Regions from separate parts of the Homo sapiens genome. Here region 2 is linked to region 1. A link is a contact called in ENCODE Hi-C or POLR2A ChIA-PET data. All regions are on one chromosome and are shown on one strand. Each heading gives the region's core, a stretch centred on a gene start or an enhancer-like site at or near the end of the contact. The rest is flanking DNA. Distances are from core to core; before and after follow the strand shown. Region 1 overlaps MALT1 (MALT1 paracaspase). Region 2 overlaps LOC105372146 (a long non-coding RNA gene).

The links. A loop is a pair of places that touch in the nucleus more often than their neighbours do. ChIA-PET counts read pairs that join two places held with the same protein, here RNA polymerase II (POLR2A). Pooled maps may share reads with other maps.
Region 2: a map of CD4-positive, alpha-beta memory T cell shows a loop between it and region 1 (3-fold over the local background). The contact joins two enhancer-like sites. A Hi-C loop is called at or near these places in 4 of 168 maps with a recorded cell type or tissue (CD4-positive, alpha-beta memory T cell, Right ventricle myocardium inferior, heart right ventricle and 1 more), 1 of 37 single-sample maps with no recorded cell type and 9 of 50 pooled maps. POLR2A ChIA-PET finds 5 or more read pairs at or near these places in 5 of 52 experiments (CD4-positive, alpha-beta T cell, WTC11, activated CD8-positive, alpha-beta T cell and 2 more).

Annotation. Positions count from the first base shown.
Region 1 is chr18:58,713,140-58,717,652 of GRCh38, forward strand. It overlaps MALT1 (MALT1 paracaspase), which reads left to right. Exons shown (of 17, transcript NM_006785.4): 8 at 944-970; 9 at 2,796-2,828. The region is part of intron 1 of LOC105372146 (a long non-coding RNA gene); the gene reads right to left. Among named protein-coding and RNA genes, the nearest start is that of MALT1-AS1, 44 kb to the left of the region's middle. Within about 2 kb of position 3,077, at least 5 of the 41 ENCODE cell types and tissues checked have a DNase peak (open chromatin) inside an H3K27ac peak, as active enhancers do.
Region 2 is chr18:58,760,417-58,765,283 of GRCh38, forward strand. All of the region lies in intron 1 of LOC105372146 (a long non-coding RNA gene), which reads right to left. Among named protein-coding and RNA genes, the nearest start is that of LINC01926, 51 kb to the right of the region's middle. RefSeq lists enhancers at 1,567-1,616, 3,738-4,007. Within about 2 kb of position 1,480, at least 5 of the 41 ENCODE cell types and tissues checked have a DNase peak (open chromatin) inside an H3K27ac peak, as active enhancers do.

The DNA of each region.
Region 1 (4,513 bases), core at 1,827-4,326:
CTTCTTCAATTGATTTTATGTAACATATAAGAATAAAGTTTCTACATTAAAAAAGTATGAATAGTATATAACATTTGTAATTTATTGTTAATGTTAATTTTTATCTTCATAAAACTTGAAAAAATAGATAGCTATAATGTCATTACTTATTTTACCTATCCATTGGCCATGATAAGATGTCCCATGGGGTACAGGTTAATTCTGAAACCACTATTTCTCCCAAAAACACCTTACACCTTGAGAAACTATGAATCTAACCATGAGAAAAACATCAAATCTCAGTTGAGTGACATTCTGCAAAATACCTGACAGTTACTCCTCAAAACCGTCAGTGTCATCACAGACAAGGAACACCTGAGCAGGTGTCAGAACCAAGAAGATACAAGCCTGAGGAGACACAAGCAGTTGTAATGTGAGATCCTGAATGGAGTCCCTGAGCAAAAAAGACCATTAATGGTTCATTAGTTGTGACAAATATACTATTCTAGCATAAGACGTGACAAATACACTAGGCTAACATAAGATGTTAATAATAGAGAAATTAGGTATGGGGTATATAGGAACTCTCTCTGCACTACCTTCACAGTAGTTCTGTAAACCTTAAAATGTTCTAAAATTAAAAGTTGACTTAAAAAGATCATTTGAGATTACTGTTTTTAATTAGCCAGAATATCTAAAACTATGAATAAATTATGAAAGAGCCTAGTTTTTGTCACTTAATGAAAACAGTGATGGCTTAGAAGTCCTAAATGATAAGCACAGCAATATTCACTATTCTTTGCTATTCAGTATTTGCATGGCTTCTTCATTTAATTTGAAAAGTTGTAAACTGATAAAACACTATAACATGATTCACTGGCTCAAAACTACTTGGATTAGTCTTACTATTTGTGCTAAATTGGTGTTTAGATTACTTAATCTATTTTCTCTTACTTTGTTTTAGATGAATTAAATAATCTTGGTCATCCTGGTGAGTAATACAAACATAAAACTTTAGTTTTAGATTTTTAAGTTGTTGAATGCAGCAAAGTTACCGTAGGTACTCTTTTGCTACAGTAATACTAGTAACTTTTTTCTCTTTATTGAAATAATATAATTTAAGGTTGAAATTAACTACATGAAGTACAATTTTATACAAGTGATACATTAAAAATATTTTAGGTTATAAAACTGTAAGGGTAGAAAAGAAGTGTTTGAGGTAACATAAAACCTCAAGGTATTATCATTGTGTATTACTCCTTATATCATAACAAGGAAGTTAATGGGGGAAGTACGTGACCTTTAATCTGAAAGCAGGAAGCAGTGTTTGACAGAGTGACAGGGGTAACATTTCTGAACTGATCAGACCCCTGGGACCTTTTTCTTGGTGCCTCAGTCATACAGCATATCTGAACTAGTTGGGTGGGTGCCTATATCTGGAGTAAGAAGTGTGTTTGTGGGGATCATTGGCATCGTACAGGTCGGTTGGTCAGTGACCATTTCTTAATGAGTGACAGTTGTCAAGAGTATGTAGAACTCTGTAGGCTAATTTTAATTAGAACAGATTTCTAATAAGTTAAGCCTTCACCTGAGATAAAAGGCATATCAACAGTGAGAACTACATGAAGACACAGGATATCAACCTCGTGTAGGCTTTCTGAAAGACAATGATGGAACCTGTGGATAGATCTGAAAATAAAACCTTTCAGGAATAGTTTAAGAAGGTGGTTATGTCATTTAATATTTGTAGAAAACCCTATTACTTCTCCACTTATTTCTCATTATTTTAGCATCATTACTAGTTTGCTTAGTGTCATACTCATATTGCATTAGCAAACATCTATTATTGTGAATGCCATTGGGCTGTGCTGACTGTATATAAGCAAACTAGACACAGCAGAAAGTCCCCATTACCTGTGCGTCATTCTCCTTGCTGTAGTGTCCTCAAATTCACATAAAGCCTCAATGAGACCTGCCTCAAGTAGGTCTTGAACTGTCAAAAACCATCCTAGTAATTGTTTCTCTTACTGGGGGAGAATAGGGGGTCTGGATAGAATCCCCTTTCCTAAATTAGTCTGTTAATTCTTGCTTTTCTTTAATGAACATTATGAAAAGTTATTTCAGAAAAACTTTTGTAAATAGCCACCACTAAGATTCTAAAATTTTCCTGGCCCTTTGAGTTTTTCCTCATTTCCCACAATTCAGGGAGTACCAAAAATTTAGGTTTAAAAGAAGAATGTTGTATAGGGAAAGCTTTTAATAGGCTTCAGTGGCATGTATTTGACCAGTAGTACAAAGTTATCTCCCGACAGTAGTGGACACACAACTGATGAACTACATCTTTCCCTACATGGTGCTTCAGGTGCGGGGCGGGATTTTATTTTATGTATACTAGAGGGTGAAAGCATAGAATCCAGAAGGAGACTCCCTAAGTTAGTATCCAGATTTGCTACTTACTAGCTTCATAACTTTGGGCAAGTGACTTTAATCTCTCTCTGCCTTAATTTCCTTATCTATATAATGGGGTTAATAATAGTAGGCACCTCATAGGGTAGAGTGAGGTTTCATTAGATCTGTTATATATAAAGCATATAGAACGGTGCCAGCTGAGGCATCAGGAAATGGTAACTACTGCTACTTCCTATTGTGAACACCACCATCGTTTTTTTCCATTCAAGAGTGTTTTTATTAAAAATCTGAAGAGTAGAAACTATATTCTGTAAGTGATGCTGCTGATGTTATATACTTTTCATGTATCTTTAACTCTGGAAATATACCATGGATCTTACATGTTTTGCTTTTTTATCTTTGTATAGATAATAAAGAGCAAACAACTGACCAGCCTTTGGGTGAGTAGAACTTTAAAATGCATTATCAAAGTATAATTATTGTGTATAACTCCAGAAGGAATTTAAGACATTTTAATTTGGTTTTTTAAAGAAATGTGAATAACATTGGGACCAAATGTTTTATTTTTTTGTATCTGTAAAAGAAGGTTTAGAAGAGGAGGCTTAAAAATGATTACAAATTCAGTTTCTAGGGTCAAGTCAACTTCTGTGGAGTGATTTGTGTGTTTCTCACGATATGCAAACAGACATGCGTACAAAAAGAAACATGTACATGCTGCATAGTTAGCATAGAGGAGGAAGTGGTTAGTGCTGTCTCTTGGTGAGGGATAGAAATCACAAAGGCTGCAGTAGCTTTAGCGTTTGCTCCCCTGTCTTCTCCAATGGAAAGAGAAAAGAATTTAGGATAAAATGTAAACGAACAGTTGCATTTGAAGAATGCCTGGGACAAGAAAATGTAAGGGAGAAAACTTTAGCAGATAAAAGTTTAGCAGATTAACATTTAAAGATGGTAAAAATAGCTAACAGCTTGATGCTGGCAGAAGCCAGATAAAATATGTCTAAAATTTGTCCATTGGATTCAGCTACTGAAGATGTGATTGGTGGCTTTGAGTGGAATGTTGAAAGTGCCTAATATGTGTCAGTTACTGAGTTATGCTGGGAATTTAAACATGGATACAATGTATAAAATAGTGGAAAAAGAAAGATTCAGAAGTGAACAAATGAAGACAGTACATATTAATTTGTTGGAAAGAAAGAGTGGTTTGAAATTAACTAGATAGGGCATATATTCAAAGTGTTTTGGTAGGAGGGGAAAATGTGAGGATATTTACATTTGGAAAGGAAGTATCTGTTGAGACTGTGTAGATTAGAGTGATCCATCAAAGAGAGGACAATTTATAGAGCAAGTTCCTAGAAGAGATGATAGGGATTTGGGCCAAGGTGAAAACAAGAGAAATTGGCTTTAATCAGAATGTTGAAACCTCTTTTGAGATTAAAAAGAAGGAGAGATTGGTGAACAGATAGATTTATTGGGAAGCTGAGGACATTTTTAGTTTATGTTTTTTGTTTCTAAGTAATTAGGCGTAGTAATATGCTTAAAAGATTGAGGAAAAGGCTGGGCATGGTGGCTCACACCTGTAGTCCCAGCACTTTGTGAGGCCGAGGCAGGCAGGATCACCTGGGGTCAGAAGATTGAGATCAGCCTAACCAACATGGAGAAACCCCGTCTCTACTAAAAATACAAAAATTAGCTGGGCATTGTGGTGCATGCCTGTAATCCCAGCTACGTAGGAGGCTGAGGCAGAAGAATCTCTTGAACCCGAGAGGTGGAGGTTGTGGTGAGCTGAGATCGTGCCATTGCACTTCAGCTGGGCAACGAGAGTGAAACTCTGTCTCAAAAAAAAAAAAAAAGATTGAGGGAAAAAGAGTAAAGTAAGGCTGAATATAGATCTTATTCTATGGCAGAGGCTTAGAGGCTAAAGAAAATGGAAGCAAGGTCTTACAAGTCTGATCTACAAGTGAATGTGTATTGAGAGTCCAACTAAGACTTTTAAAGAGTAAGAATTTATAATGGTTCAGATCAGTTGTGTGCTTTTTCTGTAGCAGATCTCAGCTTTAAAATAGAGAAGATAGGCTGGGTGTGGTGGTACACGCCTGTAATCCCAGCTACTCGGGAAGCTGAGGCA
Region 2 (4,867 bases), core at 230-2,729, 46 kb after region 1:
CCCAAATGATGCCTCCACTCATCCACTCTAAAGTCCCAATTCCTCAGCTTTCAGGCAGAGAGCCCACTACTACACCACTGTAAGTTGTGACTGACTAGCCCTCCCAGGAACATTGGAAAATTTTGAGGGAGAGAAAGAAAAAAGGAAGAGAAGGAATGAGACAGAAATCTCTCCTAGAAACAGCCACACATGGCCAGCGCAGTGGCTCACGCCTGTAATCCCAGTACTTTGGGAGGCCAAGATGGGCGGATCACGAGGTCAAGAGAACAAGACAATCCTGGCCAACATGGTGAAACCCCGTCTCTACTAAAATACAAAAAAATTAGCTGGGCATGGTGGCGCGTGCCTGTAGTCCCAGCTACTCTGGAGGCTGAGGCAGGGGAATCACTTGAACCTATGAGGCGGAGGTTGCAGTGAGCCAAGATCGTGCCAGCCTGGTGACAGAGCAAGTCTCCATCACAAAAAATAAATAAATAAAATACAAAAATAAATAGAAAAAGAAACAGCCACACATGGACCAGAAAGTTGAGCCTCTGGTGACTTGACTTCAGGTGCTGCGGCAGGCAGGTGGCCCAGGGAGTAACTGGGGAGTGAAAATGAGAATGCAGCACATGGACCAACTCCTGTTGAGCCTCTTAGCAAAAGCCAGCCCTGTCCAGTAGAGCATTTTCCAACTGTTGCAAAAATTACCCTATGAACACCTCTCTCCCCAGAGTTCAAACTCGCACCTTTGATGATACTGCTTCCTGCTGCCATTGCCTATTCTGATGTCAGAGCAGCCATTCCCATGGAAAATGGAATGGAAAGCTAAATGGAGAGTGAGTAGGGGTTAAGACTTCTCTAAAATACCGCGGCTGCCAGGCAATTTCATTAAGGAGAAACAGAGATGGACAATGTCATAAACATTCTCCAGCCATCAGAAGAAACCACTTCCAGGAAAAGTAAATTTTGTGGTCGTAAACACTCACAGCAAGGGCCAGGCCACAGGCAGCGTGGCACTGGCAGAGAGCAGTGGTTGAGGTGAAAGTCACCCTGGGGCCCAGGTCTCAAACTTACCCTGGCTAGACTGAACCAGAACATTTTTCCGTTTCTTTTCCGTAAATTAATGTTTAAAAGTTCCCCTCCCCACATAATCCCAATCTCACTTTCAAGAGATAATGCTATCTCTTCAGTGTATATTTCTTCCGGTTGTATTATGCATATAAATCTCCAGACCATATGGACACACACACACATATGCACACACACGTATGAGTATTATACACATACATGTGTACAGATATCTTTTATACATGTATACACACAGGTGTACACATATGTGCATATGTGAGATCATGCTGAGCTCACCGTTTTCCAGTTCCTACTTTCACTTCACAATAGCTCTTGGCCATCTTCCACCACAGTGTATTTAGAGTGACTCTATAAATAGAACGATTTCTAATGCACCTTTCAGATTTCAACTCTTTAAATAAATGCGACAAGGGCACATCTCGTGGTCCAAGGTCGTGACTGCTAAGGCCCAGAGAACACAACAAATTTGCTGGCTTCAGCCGTGCTGACCTGCTGGAAGATGGGTACAGGCTCCTAAGTGGATGCTGCCATTTGTGCGCCTCCCAGCCACGCACCCCACCCTCATATACACACTATCCCTTGAGGAACATTTACCTTCCTTCCCGCCCCAGGTGTTTGTGACTTGGTGGGTAGTGGGTGACAGAGATGCACCTGTGTCTTCAGAACACAGGCCACTGAAGGACAGCAGGCCCGGGGCTGGTGGGGGCCTGAGCATGCCCTCCCTCACCAGGCTGACCAGGCTTGCATGCAGTGGGGCAGAGGCAGTGGAACTATCCAGAAAACATGCCCATCCCCCCGCCCAAGCCATCACAATGGGAGCTGAGTACAGGGTCACTAGGACAAAGAGTGAATGGAACCATCTTGAAAACAGCGGTGATGTTTCCTGTCTCCGCTGGCACAGGCCTCCGTGGAGCCCACGTTCTTTTCACAGAGTTCAAGTTGCTCAAAGAAATAAGGAGAGGCCACTTGTGAGCAGTGGTCCTCCAGGTGAAACCCAGAGGGCGTCGGGATGCCCACAGGTTCCTCAGGAAACTCATGCGGGGAGACATGGGGGTGCCAGGGACACGCCTCCACCCCACCATGGCTGCCCATAGCAGGGTCCGTGGCAAAGGGACCAGGTGGCCCATGGGTTAGTGGGAGCAGATGCCCAACCACCTCCTCCAGGCCCCACTGCCCCCTTGGGCCACCACAGAGACCTCCAACTTCTCCATCCTCTCTGTCTCTCCCTCTCTCTCCCCACTTGCTCTCTTCCTCAAGGGCCCTTTCCCTGTCAACTACCACTGGCACCCGGCTGGAGGAACAGGGCAGGTTTGCCTGTTAGTACCTGCGGCAACTCATCCCCCAGCCCCTAACTTTGAGGCGATCCCATTTTCCTCCTGTATTCCCTGAGCTTGACACAGCTGAATGTGGAAGACCCCAGGGCAACAAGAGGCTTGGGAAGGAAGGTCACACTGGAGTCGCGGGGGAAGGGTCACCCAGGCACAGGTACTCAGCATAGACTGCAGATGCTGGCCAGCCAGTCCTACACCCAGCTTACTGCAGAGGCACGACCACACTTCTGCTGCAAGGCTGGGGGAGACTCTGTGGTTTCGGTGAGGAAGAGGACAAGGAGGTGAGCGAGCCAGGAACAGCCCCCGCATGTCTCTTATCACGCCTTCATTCCCCTCTCCCCGCAGCACTGAGCTTCTGTGTTTTCTTTCCCCCAAGACTGTTCTCTCGGCTGCTGGTGGCAAAGGAGAGGGCTGCGGGGGAAGGAGAGAGAAAGGGGGGACCCCAGATGATCCTCCTATTCCCTAAGCTCTCAAAGTCTTCAGATATCTACAGCTTTGCTGCTCTAACCGCTCATTGTGAAAAGAATGAGTCTTATACTTGAATACAACCCTAAAATCAAAAGAATGACATCTAACCCGCTGTTCACCATAAATCTTTTTTTTTTTTAATTTTTGAGACAGAATCTCACTCTATCACCCAGGCTGGAGTGCAGTGGCATGATCTCGGCTCACTCCAACTTCTGCCTCCTGGGTTCAATTGATTCTCCTACCTCAGCTTCCTCAGTAGCTGGGATTAGGGGTGTGCACCACCATGCCCAGCTGATTTTTGCATTTTTAGTAGCAACGGGATTTCACCATGTTGGCCAGGCTGGTCTCAAACTCCTAACCTCAAGTAATCTGTCTACCTTGGCGTCCTAAATTGCTGGGATTACAGGCGTGAGCCACAGCGCCCAGCTCGGCCCATAAATAATTTAAAAGACTGCATTTCTACTGTCTGACTCCATTTCTGTGAAGAGTCCAGGAAAGGCAAATCTCTAGTGATAGGGTAGGCTACCAGGGACTGGGGGCCCGGGAAGGTGGGAGAAACCGGAAGGGACTGCCAATGGGTATGGGGACTCTTTTAGGGTGATAAAAAAATGTTCTAAAATTGATTGTGATGATCAATGATCTACAAATATACTAAATTGGTGAATGTCTGGCATGTGAATTATTTCTCAATAAAGCTGGTTTCTTTTAGAGAAAGTAGTTCAAAATTTCTGAGGCTGTTTGGTTTTTGTTTTTTTAAAAAAGCAAATCATTGGCCCCGGCGTGGTAGCTCACGCCTGTAATCCCAGCACTTTAGGAAGCTGAGGTAGGCAGATCACTTGAGGGTCAGGAGTTCGAGACCAGCCTGGCTAACATGGTGAAACCCCATCTCTACTAAAAATACAAAAATTAGCCAGGTGCAGTGGCACACACCTGTAGTCCCAGCTACTTGGGAGGCTAAAGCAGGAGAACTGCTGGAACCCAGGAGGTGGAGCCACTGCACTCCAGCTATGAGAGGATAAATGCCCACTATTGTAAGGCCCAAGCTAGTGGTAATTTATTAGAACAACCCTAGGAAACTAATGCAGAAAGGCGGAGGGGAACCGCAAGCTCCTTTGTGATCCACCCCTTTGTCTTCCGAAAGGCTTCGTTTAGATTCAGAGCCTTCTGTTGCAGTCTCTTGCTCCCCCTCCTGGCTCAAAGGAAGAACTGTGCCCCCTTCAGTCCCACGGAGATTTGATCTCTCTAATGAAGTGGGAGGAGAGAGGAGTTCGCAAAACTTAGAAATGCTGTTGCAAGAAAAAAAAATTTTTTTTTAGACAGGGTGTCTGTCACCCAGGCTGGAGTGCAGTGGCTTGATCACGGCTCACTGCAGCCTCGACCGCCAGGGCTCAAGTGATTCTCCACTATGCCCCGCTAATTTTGTTTATTTTTTGTAGGGATGGGTCTTGCTATATTGCCCAGGCTGGTCTTAAACTCCTGGGCTCAAGCAATTCTCCCACCTCAGCCTCTCAAAGTGCTGGGATTATAGGTGTAAGCCACCGTGCCTAGCAGAAAAAATAATTTTAATGGTGCATTATTTTCCCATCTTGAGAGAAGAGTGAAGACTTAGCACTTGACCTGAAAGCTTAGCTCCATCCTATGCCCTCATCATTCCTGGTAATTTCAACTCCACGTTGATGACCCACACAATTCTTCTCTTGGCTCTTTGGCTTCCTCATCCACAGAGACTTCTTGTAACCCAACCATACACCACCCAAGAGATATCCTGGACCTTGTCATCACAAAAATTACACTCTTCCAAAATCATGGATTTAAATTTTGTCCTCTCTGATTACAAAGCCCTATCTTTCAGCCCACTTTCTCAAGTGCCCCTTCAATATCACAAGTCACCAGAATCAAGATGCTAACACTTGACCCCTCTTATTTCACTCAAATCTCGACTTATTTTCTTGTCTAACCAGATTCTTTGTTTCGTCTATTCGCTCTCACAAACACCA